Regions from separate parts of the Homo sapiens genome. Here region 2 is linked to region 1. A link is an interaction called in ENCODE POLR2A ChIA-PET data of the cell type or tissue named here. Cell type or tissue: Caco-2. All regions are shown on one strand. Links, peaks and the distances in the headings refer to the core of each region. The heading gives the core; the rest is flanking DNA.

Evidence for each region. ChIA-PET counts read pairs that join two places held together with the same protein. Peaks named below come from ENCODE experiments on the same cell type or tissue, not always from the same donor. Only the 100,000 strongest peaks of a DNase experiment are listed, where the experiment ranks them.
Region 2: POLR2A ChIA-PET joins it to region 1 with 5 read pairs; 3 of 35 experiments call an interaction of 5 or more read pairs at or near these places.

The regions. Positions count from the first base shown.
Region 1 is chr19:47,620,413-47,627,895 of GRCh38, reverse strand. The region is part of intron 1 of BICRA (BRD4 interacting chromatin remodeling complex associated protein); the gene reads right to left. Among named protein-coding and RNA genes, the nearest start is that of BICRA, 15 kb to the right of the region's middle. RefSeq lists enhancers at 430-1,004, 6,764-7,324. In Caco-2, for the core only: no CTCF peak of the experiment used is centred there; DNase peaks (open chromatin) are centred at 3,125, 3,675 and 4,279.
Region 2 is chr19:47,247,240-47,254,722 of GRCh38, reverse strand. No RefSeq gene overlaps it. Among named protein-coding and RNA genes, the nearest start is that of CCDC9, 5.5 kb to the left of the region's middle. In Caco-2, for the core only: no CTCF peak of the experiment used is centred there; no DNase peak of the experiment used is centred there.

The DNA.
Region 1 (7,483 bases), core at 1,341-6,340:
TGGGAGGCTGAGGCAGAAGAATCGCTTGAACCCGGGAGGTGGAGGTTGCAGTGAGCCGAGATCGTGCCACTGCACTCCAGCCTGGGCAACAGAGCAAGACTCTGTCTCAAAAAACAAAACAAAACAAAACAAACAAACAAAAAACCCACTCATCCTACTCGGTAGGCATTTTAGGTCTGTGGCCCCCTAATCTGCAATTCCAACCTCCAAAAATCTCTAAAGCCATCCTTTTCTTTTTTCCTGGCTCATTGTGGGGCAAAGTGGAACTGCAATGGCTGTCCTTAGATCTCCCTCTTAGTATCAACAGCAGCAGATATATTTGCTGCAGAAATCTTCGCAGAAGTGCTAGCATATGTGCTGACGGGGAGCTGCCTGCCTTGCTGGGGGGTCCCACATCATCCTGTGTGCACTCTGGTCTGAAACGGCCTGAATTTTGAAACACCTACAAGGTCAGTTATTGCCATAAATGCAGCATTTCCGTTGACCTATGAATGTCATCTATTTAACCTCCAAGGAGGAAGTAGGCCTCTCTAGCTGATTAGGGAAACTGAGGCTGAACAAGGTAGGGGCCTTGTTCCAGTGCCACAGTTGGCTCTAGACCTACACCACACCCCCCAAATCCTGACTCCAGCTGGTCACCCATGTCTCTAGCTCAGGAACATATTGCTCTCTGAAAGAAGCTGAGGTGGCCATGATTATGTTAAAGAAGACATCAGGAAGCGTAAAAGGAGAAAGAGAGGCTGTGCCTCAGCCTGCAATGGCTCAGCAGCAACCCAGGCTGGCTCTTGGGGCAAGAGGAAAGGAGCTTCCCAGCTGTGGTCTTGGCCCCTGTACCAAGGGGGCAGCGAGGCTTGATGAATAAAAACCCAGGGTGGACCAAGCGCGGTGGCTCACGCCTGTAATCCCAGCACTCTGGGAGGCCAAGACGGGCGGATCACTTGAGGACAGGAGTTCAAGACGAGCCTGACTGACATGGTGAAACCCCATCTCTACTAAAAATACAAAAATTAGCTGGGTGTGGTGGTGGGCGCCTGTAATCCCAGCTGCTCCAGAGGCTGAGGCAGGAGAGTTGCTTGAACCCGGGAGGTGGAGGTTGCAGTGAGCTGAGATCACGCCATTGCACTCCAGCCTAGGTGACCGAGCGAGACTCTGTCTCAGAAAAAAAAAAAAAAAAAAAACCCAGGATGCAGCTGGACGTGGTAGCTCATGCCTGTAATCTCACTGCTTTGGGAGGCCAAGGCAGGCAGATCACCTGAGCCCAGGAGTTCAAGACCACCCTGGGCAACATGGCAAGACCCTGTCTCTAAAAAAAAAAAAAAAAAAACCAAAAAATTAGCGGGCCATGGTGGCACATGACTGTAGTCCCAGCTACTTGGGCGGCTGAGGAAGGAAGATTGCTTGAGCCTGGGAGATCGAGAGGTCGGGGCTGCAGCAAGCCAAGATCACACTACTGCACTCCAGCCTGGGAGACAGAGTCTCACTCTGTCTCCAAAACAAAACAAAACAGAAACAGGCTCCATCCAGGAAGCAGACCATCCAGGGAAGAGAGTGGGGGCTCTGCCACTTAGCAGCTGTCGGGCTCTGGGCAAGTCACTTAATCGCTCTGTGCCTCAGTTTACTCGTGTAAAATCGGGGTGCTCCCTGCACCTACCTCCTCCAGTCCTTCTGTGAGTGAAGGAGCTGATGCTTGTAAGTGGCCTAGACCAGAACCAAGCTGGGGCGAGCCAAGGTAAGTGCTGGCTGTGATTATCATGGTTATTGCCATCACGATCCGTGAACAGCTCTTAACTGGCTCCCCACCCCTCCTGAACCCCTTTGCCAAACTTTGGGATACAGAGTCAAGTGTGTGTTTCTCTGGGGAAAAGTCTGTGGCCTCTAAGCAGATTCCTAAAAGGACTGGAGCTCCCTCTTACCCCAAATTAAGAACCACCATTTGCTCATAAGACCCAGGGGCCAAGAAACAAAAGGCGCCTCTCCATGTCGAGCAAGGCAGCTGCCAGAGCTCTCCCTAACTACCAGCTCCCCGTGCCCCCGGCCCCCACACAGCCCCACGGCCTCCCTCTCCTCCTGTGTCTCTCAGCCCATCCATGCTGGCCTCCTGAACGCTTTCCCAATTGTACACACAACCTCTGCCTTCACACCCTCTCCACTTCGCAAACTGTGAGCAAACTTCACTTCTGAGCCCAACCCAGTACCACCTCCTCCAGGCTCTTCCAGAACCTTCCCTCACCTTCTTTCCTTTTCTCTCCTAAGCCTCCAACTCAGCTCAGAAACTCAAAAACCCAATCCAAACCCAACCCAATCTCCTCACGATCTGTATAAAGGTCACCTGGCCCCTCAATCATTCAGTATCAGTTAGGGGTTTATTCAGTCCTTGTCAGACCCTGAGGATGTCACCTAACATGGAAATAAGCTCAGTGAAGTGAAGGAAATTGGACGAGAAAGTCAAAGAGGGCTTCCCCGAGGAGGGAGCATTTAAGCAGAGACCTGCGAGATGTGGCCCCAAAAGAGTTGGAGGCCACAGTGAACCACAATCACGCCACCGCAATCCAGCCTGGGCACCAGTGAGACCCTGTCTCTTAAAAAAAAAAAAAAAAGGCCAGGTTGGTGGCTCACACCTGTAATCTCAACACTTTGGGAGGCTGAGGAGGGCAAATCACTGGAGGTCAGGAGTTCGAGACCAGCCTGGCCAACATGGTGAAACCCTATCTCTACTAAAAATACAAAAATTAGCTGGGCGTGGTGGCTCACGCCTGTAATCCCAGCTACTCAGGAGGCTGAGGCAGGAGAACTACTTGAACCCAGGAGGTGGAGGTTGCAGTGAGCTGAGATCACGTCACTGCACTTCACCCTGGGCAACAGAGTGAGACTCTGTCTCAAAAAAAAAAAAAAAAAAAAAAAAAGCCAGGTGCAGTGGCTCATGTCTGTAATCCCAGCACTGTGGGAGACTGAGTCAGGAGGATCACTTGAGCCCGGGAGTTCAAGGCCAGCCTGGGCAACATAGTGAAACCTCATCTCTGCAAAAACTTAAAAAATCAGCCAGGTATGGTGGCACATGCCTGCGGTCCCAACTACTCGGGTAGCTGAGGTTGGAGGAACGCTTGAGCCTGGGAGGTCAAGACAGGAGTGAGTATGATCACACCACTGCATTCCAGCCTGGGCGACAGAATGAGACCCTATCTTCCAAAGAAAAAAAAAAAAGTCAGGGCGTGGCAGTGGGAGGTACAGGCATAACTTGTTACTACACTTCAAAGACACAGCATTTTTTTACGAACTGAAGGTTTCTGGCAACCCTTTGTCCAGTGAGTCTATCTGCATCATTTTCCCAGTCACAAGCTCACTTCATGTCAGTATCAGCATATTTTAGCAATAAAGCAATTTTTAATTAAGGTATGTACACTGGTTTTTTTAGACATGATGTTATTGCACACTTAACAGATTGCAGTATCGTATAAACGTAACTTTTGTATCCACTGGAGAATCAAAAAACGTGTGTGGCTCGCTCTATTGTGATACTCACTTTACTGCACTGTCTAGAACCTAACCTGCCTGCTCTCTGGGGTATGCTTGTAGCAGGGGAAGATGACTCTGGGCAGAGTACAGTGCAGGCCGAGGTGGGGAGGCGGGAACCAGCTTGGTGAGTGAAAGGCAAGATGAAAAGGGTAGGAGATAAGCCAGGCCAGATCAGAAAGACTTTGTACGGAGCTGAAGAGGTTTTACCTGAGGGCACTAGGGAGTCACAATCTGCCGGGCATGTTGGCTCACGCCTGTAATCCCAGCACTTTGGGAGGCAGAGGTGGGCGGATCATCTGAGGTCGGGAGTTCAAGACCAGCCTGGCCAACATGGAGAAACCCCGACGCTACTAAAAACACAAAATTAGCCGGGCGCGGTGGTGCGTGCCTGTAATCCCAGCTACTCGGGGAGCTGAGGCACGAGAATCTCTTGAACGCCGAAGGCAGAGGTTGCGGTGAGCCAAGATCGCGCCACTGCACTCCAGCCTGGGCAACAAGAACTAAACTCGGTCTCAGTCTCAAAAAAAAAAAAAAAAGAGAGAGAGAGAAAGAACACTTCCTTCCACCCAGCTGCTCAGGGCAATGACCTTGGATCATGCTAGATTCCCTGTTTTTCTTACCCTACCCCCAAGCCCCAAAGCCTGCCCTAGAAGCTCCCTCCTCCAGGAAGCCTACCCTGATGCCTCCCCGCCTGACCTCCCCAGGCTCAGCTGGCAATCCTCAGACACTGATCTGGCTTTGCAGGGGAATGGGTGTGTTCCTGCCTCATCGCTCTCCCCAGTCCCTGAAGGCACAGCACCGGCTATTTGTGCTGGAGGTGAGAACATGGGCCACAGTCCAAGCAGTAGGAAGCCTGAGTGTGAGTCTGAATTAACCAGGAGGACGAAAATCCCAGCTCAGGCAGCAGCTCCCTGTGTGACCTTGGGAAGTCATTTTACCTCTGTGCCTCTGTGACAGGGAGATGGTGAACACCTGGGGGTCTGACCCTCATGAGGATTTGAAGTGAACTGTACTACCTGCAGCCCATGGAGCGCACAGCAGGGAGGAGCAGCAGGGAGGGACAGGTAACCAACAAGGCGACCCTCTAAACACAGCACTGGGAGGAAAAGCAGCAGGAGGAGAAACAGAAGCAGTATCCTTTCTGTAAAGCAAAAATCCATCGCACAAAGCAAGCAATTCACTCCAGCACAGGAGGTCGCTGACGGGGAGGGGAATGAAAATAAAAGGGAATTTTATAAATAGGAGTATATATTTTTATATATAATAATGTATAGTTTTATATTTCTATTATGTATTATGTAATGTCTAATATATGAGAGTACACACACACACACTTTTTTTTTTTTGAGATGGCCTCTCGTTCTGTCACCCAGGCTGGAGTGCAGTGGCACTATCTCGGCTCATTGCAACCTCCGCCTCCTGGGCTCAAACAATTCTCTGCCTCAGCCTCCTGAGTAGCTAGGATTACAGGTGCCTGCCACCATGCCCAGCTAATTTTTGTATTTTTAGTAGAGATGGGGCTTCACCATGTTGCCCAGGCTGGTCTTGAACTCCTGACCTCGTGATCCACCCACCTTGGGCTCCCAAAGTGCTAGGATTACAGGCATGAGCCACCGCACCCGGCCCACTCCTAAATTTTTTTTTTTTTTTTTTTTTTTTGAGACAGAGTCTCACTCTGTCACCCAGGCTGGAGTGCAGTGGCACAATCTCGGCTCACTGCAAGCTCCGCCTCCCGGGTTCACACCATTCTCCTGCCTCAGTCTCCCGAGTAGCTGGGACTACAGGCGCCAGCCACTACGTCCAGCTAATTTTTTGTATTTTTAGTAGAGACAGGGTTTCACCGCATTAGCCAGGATGGTCTCGATCTCCTGACCTCGTGATCTGCCCGCCTCAGCCTCCCAAAGTGCTGGGATTACAGGCGTGAGCCACCACGCCCGGCCCACTCCTACATATTTTTAAGCAGACTTTTGTTAGAAACCAAGTTACACTCAGGCGTGGTGGCTCATGCCTGTAATCCCAGCACTCTGGGAGGCCAAGGCGAGAGGATCACCTGAGGTCAGGAGTTCGAGACTAGCCTGGCCAACATGGCGGCGAAACCCCATCTCTACTAAAAAAGTATGGCCGGGAGTGGTGGCTCACACCTGTAATTCCAGCACTTTGGGAGGCCATGGCGGGCAGATCACAAGGTGAGGAGTTCGAGACCAGCCTGGCCAACATAGTGAAACCTGTCTCTACTAAAAATACAAAAATTAGCTGGGCATGGTGGTGCAGGCCTGTAGTCCCAGCTACTCGGGAGGCTGAGGCAGGAGAACTGCTTGAACCCGGGAGGTAGAGGTTGCAGTGGGCCAAAATCGCACCACTGCACTCCAGCTTAGGCAACAGAGTGAGACTTCATCTCAAAAAAAAAAAAATAAAGTACAAAAATTAGCTGGGGGTGGTGGTGCACGCCTGTAACACCAGCTACTTGAGAAGCCAAGGCAGGAGAATTGCTTGAACCTGGGAGGTGGAGGTTGCAGTGAGCCAAGATCGCACTATTGCACTCCAGCCTGGGCGACAGAGCAAGGCTCCATCTTGAAAATAAAAAGAAACTGAGTTAAAGAAGTCTCTCAATTCAGGCCGGGTGCAGTGGCTCACGCCTGTAATCCCAGCACTTTGGGAGGCGGACGCCAGTGATCAACTGAGGTCAGGAGTTCAAAACCAGCCTGACATGGTGAAACCCCCTCTCTACTAAAAATACAAAAATCAGCCGGGTGTGGTGGCATGTGCCCGTAATCCCAGCTACTCAGGAGGCTGAGGCAGGAGAATTGCTTGAACCTGGGAGGCGGAGGTTGCAGTGAGCCAAGATAGCACCATTGCACTCCAGCCTGGGCAACAAGAGCAAAATTCCATCTCGCATTTAAAAAAAAAAAAAAAAAAGACTAAAAAATTTTAAATACAAAAGCAGGACCATGGAAGGGGACATGCTTGAGAAGGTACAAAGCACTGGGAAGACATCAGGGGATTTTGTTCCTTTGGCTAACGAGACAGAAATTTAACAGAAAAAGACAACCCTGCACAAAACAGCCTTGAGACAGCGGGCAAACTGCAGGGTGGGACAGGACTTTTCCTGAGTTTTATCAACTCCAAGATGCGCATTTTTCACACTTTTGTCTCTGAAAAGGAAGCTGCATCTTACAACTGATGGCTGCTTAGCCCAGGAAATACCCTGTCTGGCTTCCACTCCCAGGTGAACTGCAGGAGAAACACCAGAACTCATGGAGCCTCGGTTTCCCCGCTGAGCAGTGGGGAGGTCAACAATCCTGACCTACCTCCCAGGTTCCCATTCATTCCCTCTTTGAACAGCACTTAGGGAGTGAGTACAGGACTCCAGGCTCACACAGAGGCACCAGGGAGGCAGCCAGGGTCAGGACAAGCAATGGCCGTAGACAGAGATCGAGTGGGGCTCCAAGACCCATGGCCGCCTTGACTGGATGACAGGCCTGCTGGGGAGCTCTGCTGCTGCCGGAAGAGGCCTAGGATTTAGGGCTGGGCTACCTGTGCAAAAGAACTACTCAGAGACAGCGCTTGATGAAAATGCTGTTTCCTGGACGCCACTCATCGGGATTCCCAGGAGTTTGGTCTGTGTGGAGCCCAGGGATGGTCATTTTTCACAAGCATCCCTGGTCATTTGGAAGCATGTGGGTTTTGTTCTTGTTTTTTTTTTTTTTTTTTTTTTGAGACAGTCTCACTCTGTCGCCCAAGCTAAAGTGCAGTGGTATGATCACAGCTAACTGGAGCCTCGACCTTCTGGGCTCAAGTGATCCTCCCACCTCTCAGCTTCCCAAGTTGCTGGGACTACAAGCATGCACCACCATGCTCGGCTACTTTTTGTATTTTTTTGTAGAGACGGGGTTTCACCATGTTGCCCAAGCTGGTCTCAAACTCCCGACCTCAGGTGATCCACCTGCCCTGACCTCCCAAAGTGCTGGGA
Region 2 (7,483 bases), core at 1,364-6,363, 370 kb after region 1:
GGCGGGCGGATCACGAGGTCAGGAGATCGAGACCATCCCGGCTAAAACGGTGAAACCCCGTCTCTACTAAAAATACAAAAAATTAGCCGGGCGTAGTGGCGGGCGCCTGTAGTCCCAGCTACTTGGGAGGCTGAGGCAGGAGAATGGCGTGAACCCGGGAGGCGGAGCTTGCAGTGAGCCGAGATCACGCCACTGCACTCCAGCCTGGGCGACAGAGCGAGACTCCGTCTCAAAAAAAAAAAAAAAAAAAAAGTATATATATATATATATATATATATATATATATATATATATATATATAAAATAAACGTTCAACCGATAGAATCAGTCGTTCATTCTCCCAAATCAGCATTGACTGCCAGGCTGCGTGCTGGGAGGAAAAGTTGGTGGGGGAACTGAGATGATGAACAAAGCTGACCCCATCCTTGTCCTCCTAAGGGAAGACACAAGTAAATGGGAAATAGCAGCACCTGTGGGAGATGCCTGGCAAGAGGGGCAGGAGAGGCCGGAGGGTGAGAGGCTGCCTGTGCAGGCCAAGGACACAACCTATGCAAAGGCCCTGTGGTGAATGAGCTTGGTGCATTCCCAAAACTAGAAGATACTCAAAGCAACAGCAGCTGAATAGCTGCAGAGTCCAGGAGGTTACAGCATTAACCAAAACTTAGACATAATAAAGCTAGTGTGACAAGCCGACCAGGCGCTGTGGCTCACGCCTGTAACCCCTGCTACTGGGGAGGCTGAGGCAGGAGAATCACTTGAACCTGGGAAATGGAGGTTGCAGTGAGCCAAGATTGAGCCACTGCACTCCAGCCTGGGCAACAAGAGTGAAACTCTGTCTCAGAATAAATAAATAAATAATAAAGGTATTGTGACAAATGATGATGAATGCTACAGAATACCCTCAGTTAAGGTGAATGACAGTTATAAGTGGACAGACCAGATTGCCTGTAGTGCCAGTCATTTTATTTTGTGATTTAAGACATAGAAAGTGGAAGTACCTGGTAATTCCTTACCATTTCTAAGGCTACTGTTCACAGCCTTTCAGAGATACCAATGAAACTTAATCCTCTTATAATTGTCCAAATAGCAATCTATGCATGTAACGAAATTCACTTGAGGCCAGTGCGGTGACTCATGCCTGTAATCCCAGAACTTTGGGAGGCCAAGGTGGGCAGATCACTTCAGCTCGGGAATTTGAAACCAGTCTGGGCAATAGAGTGAGACCTAGTCTCCACAAAAAAAATTAAAAATTAGGCCAAATACAGTGGCTCATGCCTGTAATTCCAACACTTTGGGAGGCAGAGGTGGGAGGATCATTTAAGGCCAGGAGCTCACTCAAGGTCAGCCTGGCCAACATAGTGGGACCCCCACCTCTCTCTCTCTCCATATATGTGTGTGTATGTGTTTGTATAAATATATATATATATTTTGTTTGTTTGTTTGTTTTTCTAAGACAGGTTTTGCTCTTTTTGCCCAGGCTGGAGTGCGATGGCGCAATCTCGCCTCACTGCAACCTCCGCCTCCCAGGTTGAAGCAATTCGCTGCCTCAGCCTCCTGAGTAGCTGGGATTACAGGCATCTGCCACCATGTCTGGCTACTTTTTTTTGTATTTTTAGTAGAGACAGGGTTTCACCGTTTTGACCAGGCTGGTCTTGAACTCCTGACCTCGTGATCCACCTGCCTCGGCCTTCCAAAGTGCTGGGATTACAGGCGTGAGCTACCGCGCCCTGCCGACTGTTTTCAACACATGAACTTCGACGGACACATTCAAACTATGGCAACTGTTCTGACAGAAAGAGGCTGCCCAGAGCACCCTGGGGAGAGCTGACTTGATGGAGCCTGAGTGGTGTGTGTGTCACCGCTGCTGCCCTCTCCAGCCACATCACTCCCTTTTGTGCATCCTCAAACTCCGTGTTCTTATCCAGTGGTTCTCAATGGAGGTAATTTTGCCCCCTAAAGGACATTTCTCAATGACTAGGGACATTTCTGGTTGTCACAAGAGAGGGTCCTCTTGACATCTAGTGGACAGAGGCCAGGGCTGCTCCTGAACACCTTCCAATGCCCAGGCCAGTCCCCAAGATAAAGACTCAGCCTCGGCTGGGCGTGGTGGCTCATGTCTGTAATCCCAGGACTTTGGGAGGCCAAGGCAGGAGGATCATCTGAGGTCAGGAGTTCGAGACCAGCCTGGCCAACATGGTGAAATCCCGTCTCTACTAAAACTACACACATGCAAAAAGAAATTAGCCAGGTGTGGTGGTGTGCACCTGTAATCCCAGCTACTTGGGAGGCTGAAGCAGGAGAGTCGTTTAAACCCGGGAGGCGGAGGCTTCAGTGAGCCGAGATCGCGTCATTGCAATCCAGCCTGAGGGACAGAGCAAGACTCCACCTCAAAAAAAAAAAAATTATCCAAGAGTGTCAGTGCACGCCTGTAGTCCCAGCTACTCAGGAGGCTGAGGCAGAAGAATTGCTTGAATTTGGGAGGCAGAGGTTGCAGTGAGCTGAGATCCCGCCACTGCACTTTAGCCTGGGTGACAGAGCGACACACTGTCTCAAAAAAATAAGTACACACACACACACACAAAATTAGCCAGGCGTGGCCAGGCACGGTGGCTCACACCTGTAATCACGGCACTTTGGGAGGCTGAGGTGGGTGGATCACCTGAGGTCAGGAGTTCATGACCAGCCTGGCCAACATGGTGAAACCCCATCTCTGCTAAAAATGTAAAAAAAATTAGCCGGGCATGGTGGCGGGCACCTGTAGTCCCAGCTACCAGGGAGGCTGAGGCAGGAAAATGGCGTGAACCCAGGAGGTGGAGCTTGCAGTGAGCTGAAATCACGCCACTGCACTCCAGCCTGGGCAACAGAGCCAGACTCCGTCTCAAGAAAAAAAAAAAAAAGAAAAATCTATCCGGGCGTCATGGTGGACGCCTGTAGTCCCAGCTGCTTGGGAGGCTGAGGCAGGAGAATTGCTTGAACCCAGGAGACGGAGGTTGCAGTGAGCCAACACAGTGCTACTGCACTCCAGCCTCGACGACAGAGTGAGACTGTCTCAAAAACAAAAAACAAAAAACAAAAAAAAATTAGCCGGGCGTGGTGGTGCACGCCTGTGATCCCAGCTTACTCAGGAGGCTGAGGCAGGAGAATCGCTTGAACCTGGGAGGCAGAGGTTGCAGTGAGCCGAGATCACACCACTGCACTCCAGCCTGGCGGCAGAGTGAGACTCCATCTTAAAAAAAAAAAAAAGTAAATAACTAAAGTCAGCATATTTTAAAAAGTAATAATAATAAAATAAAATAAAATTAGCCAGGCATGGTGGCACATGGTCCTAGCTACTCAGGAGGCTGAGGCAGAAGGATTGCTTGAGCCCAGGAGGTCGAGATTGCAGTGAGTTATGATCCTGTCTTTACACAGTGAAAGACTCTGCAACACTGAAAGTGATCAATCAGCAGGGTGCAGTGGTGCACCAGCACTGGGGAGGCCAAGGTGGGAGGATCACTAGAGGCCAGGAGTTCAACGCCAGACTGAGCGACAACAAAGTGAGACCCCTGTCTCGAAAGGAAGGAAGGAAGGAAGTCAAGGCTGGGCACAGTGGCTCGCACCTGTAATCCCAGCACTTTGGGCGGCCGAGGCAGGTGGATCACCTGAGATAGGGAGATCGAGACCAGCCTGGCCAACATGGTGAAACCCCGTCTCTACTAAAAATACAAAAATTAGCCGGGCGTGGTGGCACTGGGCCTGTAATCCCAGCTACTTGGGAGGCTGAGTCTCAAGCCTGGGCAACAGAGCCAGGCTCTGTGGGGAGGCGGGGGAGGCGGGGGAAGAAAGAAAGAAAGGAAAAAAAAGGAAAAGTAAACAAGAACATGCATGAATCTTGCAAACATTAGGCTGCATAACAAAGGCATACAGACACCAAAGAGAACATATTTCATGGTCCATTTATATGAAATTCTAAAACAAGCAAAACTAATCTCTGGTGTTAGAATTCACGATAATGATTACCCTGAGGGTAATTAGGGTAATCAGGGTCAGGAAATGGGGCTAAGAACGTTCTGTTTCTCCACCTAGGTGCTGGTTACATGGAGTTCTGCACTTAAGAGTTTGGGAGGGGCCAGGTGCGGTGGCTGACTCCTGTAATCCCAGCACTTTGGGAGGCCAAGGAGGGTAGATCACTTGAGCCCAGAAGTTTGTCACCAGCCTGGGCATAGTAGTGAGACCCCTCCCATCCCCATCTCTATTAAAAAAAAAAAAAAAAAAAAGCTGGGCGCGGTGGCTCAGGCCTGTAATCCCAGTACTTTGGGAGGCGGAGCTGGATGGATCACGAGGTCAGGAGATCGAAACCATCCTGGTTAACATGGTGAAACCCCATCTCTACTAAAAAAAATACAAAAAATTAGCCGGGCGTGGTGGCATGCGCCTGTGGTCCCAGCTACTCGGGAGGCTGAGGCAGGAGAATGGTGTGAACCCAGGAGGTGGAGCTTGCAGTGAGCCGAGATGGCGCCACCGCACTCCAGCCTGGGCGACAAAGCGAGACTCCATCTCAAAGAAAAAAAAAAGTACCCACCTTGATCCTGAAAGAAAACAAAACAACGGCAAATCAGCAATAGAACAATCTTGAGCATAGAAAACCAGACTCCCTGAAGTCAGTGTGAATGAAGCTGAGATCAACCACATTAAACATTTCATGTGGCCGGGCACGGTGGCTTACGCCTGTAATCCCAACACTTTGGGAGGCCAAGGTGGGCAGACCACATGAGGTCAGGAGTTCAAGACCAGCCTCGCCAACATGGTAAAACCCCGTCTCTACTACAAATACAAACAAATTAGCCGGGTGTAGTGGTGGACACCTGTAGTCCCAGCTACCCAGGAGGCTGAGGCAGGAGAATTGCTTGAACCCAGGAGGCAGAGGTTGCAGTGAGCCAAAATCGTGCCACTGCACTCCAGCCTGGGCAACAGAGCAAGACTTCCTCTCACAAAAAAAAAAAAAAAAAAAAAAGGCTGGGCATGGTGGCTCATGCCTGTAATCCCAGCACTTTGGGAGGCCGAGGCGGGCAGATCACGAGGTCAGGAGTTCGAGACCAGCCTGACCAACATGGTGAAACGCTGTCTCTACTAAAAATACAAAAATTAGCTGGGTGTGGTGGCACATGCCTGTAATCCCAGCTACTCGGGAGGCTGAGGCAGGAGAATTGCTTGAACCCGGGAGGCAGAGGTTGCGGTGAGCCGAGATCGTACCATTGCACTCCAGCCTGGGCAACAAGAGTGAAACTCTGTCTCAAAAAAAAAAAAAAAAAAAAGTTGTACTCACTTTTTTCCCACATTTATATGGAATGAAAACTTGCCAATTTATTCTGGCCCTAGGTCTACTGCCAGTATAGCATTCTTTTTTTTTTTTTTTTTTTTTTGAGACAGAGTCTCGCTCTGTCACCCAGGCTGGAGTGCAGTGGCGCGATCTCGGCTCACTGCAAGCTCTGCCTCCCGGGTTCACGCCGTTCTCCTACCTCAGCTTCCCCAGCAGCTGGGACTACAGGCGCACGCCGCCACACCCGGCTAATTTTTTGTATTTTTAGCAGAGACGGGGTTTCAACGTGTTAGCCAGGATGGTCTCGATCTCCTGACCTCGTGATCTGCCCGCCTCAGCCTCCCAAAGTGCTGGGATTACAGGTGTGAGCCACTGTGCCCGGCCTAGTATAGCATTCTTACATGTTACATATAGTGGACTTGTCATACTTAATATGTGAACAGAATTTATTGGCAGTGTGGCAAATATTATAAAACCTAGTGTTTAATGTACTTGGGAAGAGTTTCCTTGTAGTAGTAACTACAGAGTTTAATGATAAGTAAACTCCCCTTAACAAAAACCTCAACCTTATTACTATCCCATTAACGACAAGCAAATACATTAAAAAAAAAAAAAAAAAAAAGGCTGGGCGCGGTGGCTCACGCCTGTAATCCCAGAACTTTGGGAGGTTGAGGCGGGCGGATCATGAGGTCAGGAGATCGAGACCATCCTGGCTAACACAGTGGAACCCCATCTCTAGTAAAAATACAAAAAAAAAAAAATTAGCCGGGCGTGGTGGCGAACGCCTGTAGTCCCAGCTATGTGGGAGGCTGAGGCAGAAGAATCGCTTGAACCCAGGAGTTGGAGGTTGCAGTGAGCCGAGATCACACCACTGCACTCCAGACTGGGCGACACAACGAGACTCTTTAAAAAAAAAAAAAAGGCCAGGTGTGGTGGCTCACACCTGTAATCCCAGCACTTTGGGAGGCCGAGGCGGGTGTGGGTCGCCTGAAGTCAGGAGTTCTAGACCAGCCTGGCCAACATGATGAAACCCTGTCTCTACTAAAAATACAAAAATTAGCCGGGCGTGGTGGCGTGCGCCTGTAATCCCAGCTACTCCGGGGGCTGAGGCAAGAGAATCACTGGAACAGGGAGGCAGAGTTGCAGGGAGCCGAGATCACACTCCAGCCTGGGGGACAGAGCCAGACTCTGTCTCAAAAAAAAAAAAAAAGAGGGCCAGGTGCGGTGGCTTATGCCTGTAATCGCAGCACGTTGAGAGGCCAAAGCAGGTGGATCACGAGGTCAGGATTTCAAGACCACCCTGGCCAAGATGGTGAAACCCGTCTGTAGTAAAAATACAAAAAAATTAGCCGGGCATGGTGGCGGGCGCCTGTCATCCCAGCTACTCAGGAGGCTGAGGCAGAGAATTAGAGAATTGCTTGAACTTGGGAGGCAGAGGTTGCAGTGAGCCGAGATCACACCACTGTACTCCAGCCTGGGCGACAAAGCGAGACTGCGTTTCAAAAAACAAAAAAAAGAGTCTGGAGCTTCAGGACTTCAAGGCTGCAATGAGCTCTGATCGTGCCACTGCATTCCAGCCTGAGCGGCGAGGGAGACCTTGTTCCTAAAAAAAAAAAGAATTGGGAGGCTTTAGAGAAGTGTGTAACTTATGCTACAGCTTAAACAATGGTCTCAAGAAATCAAAAAACAAATTTTACAAGTTCAAAAATAATCATAAAAAATACTTTGTGTTTATTTGTGGAATGGAGTTAAATTCTACCGTTAGTACGCAGTGGCTAAGGGCGGACTTGAAGATCTCCCAGGAAATTTGATAATCACGCCGGCGGACACGTTTCCCACTCTCCACCAGGGGGCGGTGCGGCGCACTCCCTGCCGCTTGAGACAAACAGACACGCATATTCATTCAACAAACCTGAACCCATGAGAACCTACTTTGTGCCGGGCCTCCTTCTAGTTTCCCGATCTGTGAAATGGGAATTAGAATGTCCCTGCCGCCATGGAGCTCACTTTCTCCAGAAGACAGACAACAAACAGCTAAACAAAGGAATAGGTAGAGGCCAGGCGCGGTGGTTCAGGCCTGTAGTCCCAGCACTTCGGGAGGCTAAGGCCAGAGGATCGCTTGAGGCCAGGAATTCGAGACCAGCCTGGGTAACATAATGAGACCTCCCCCCCCCCATCTCTACA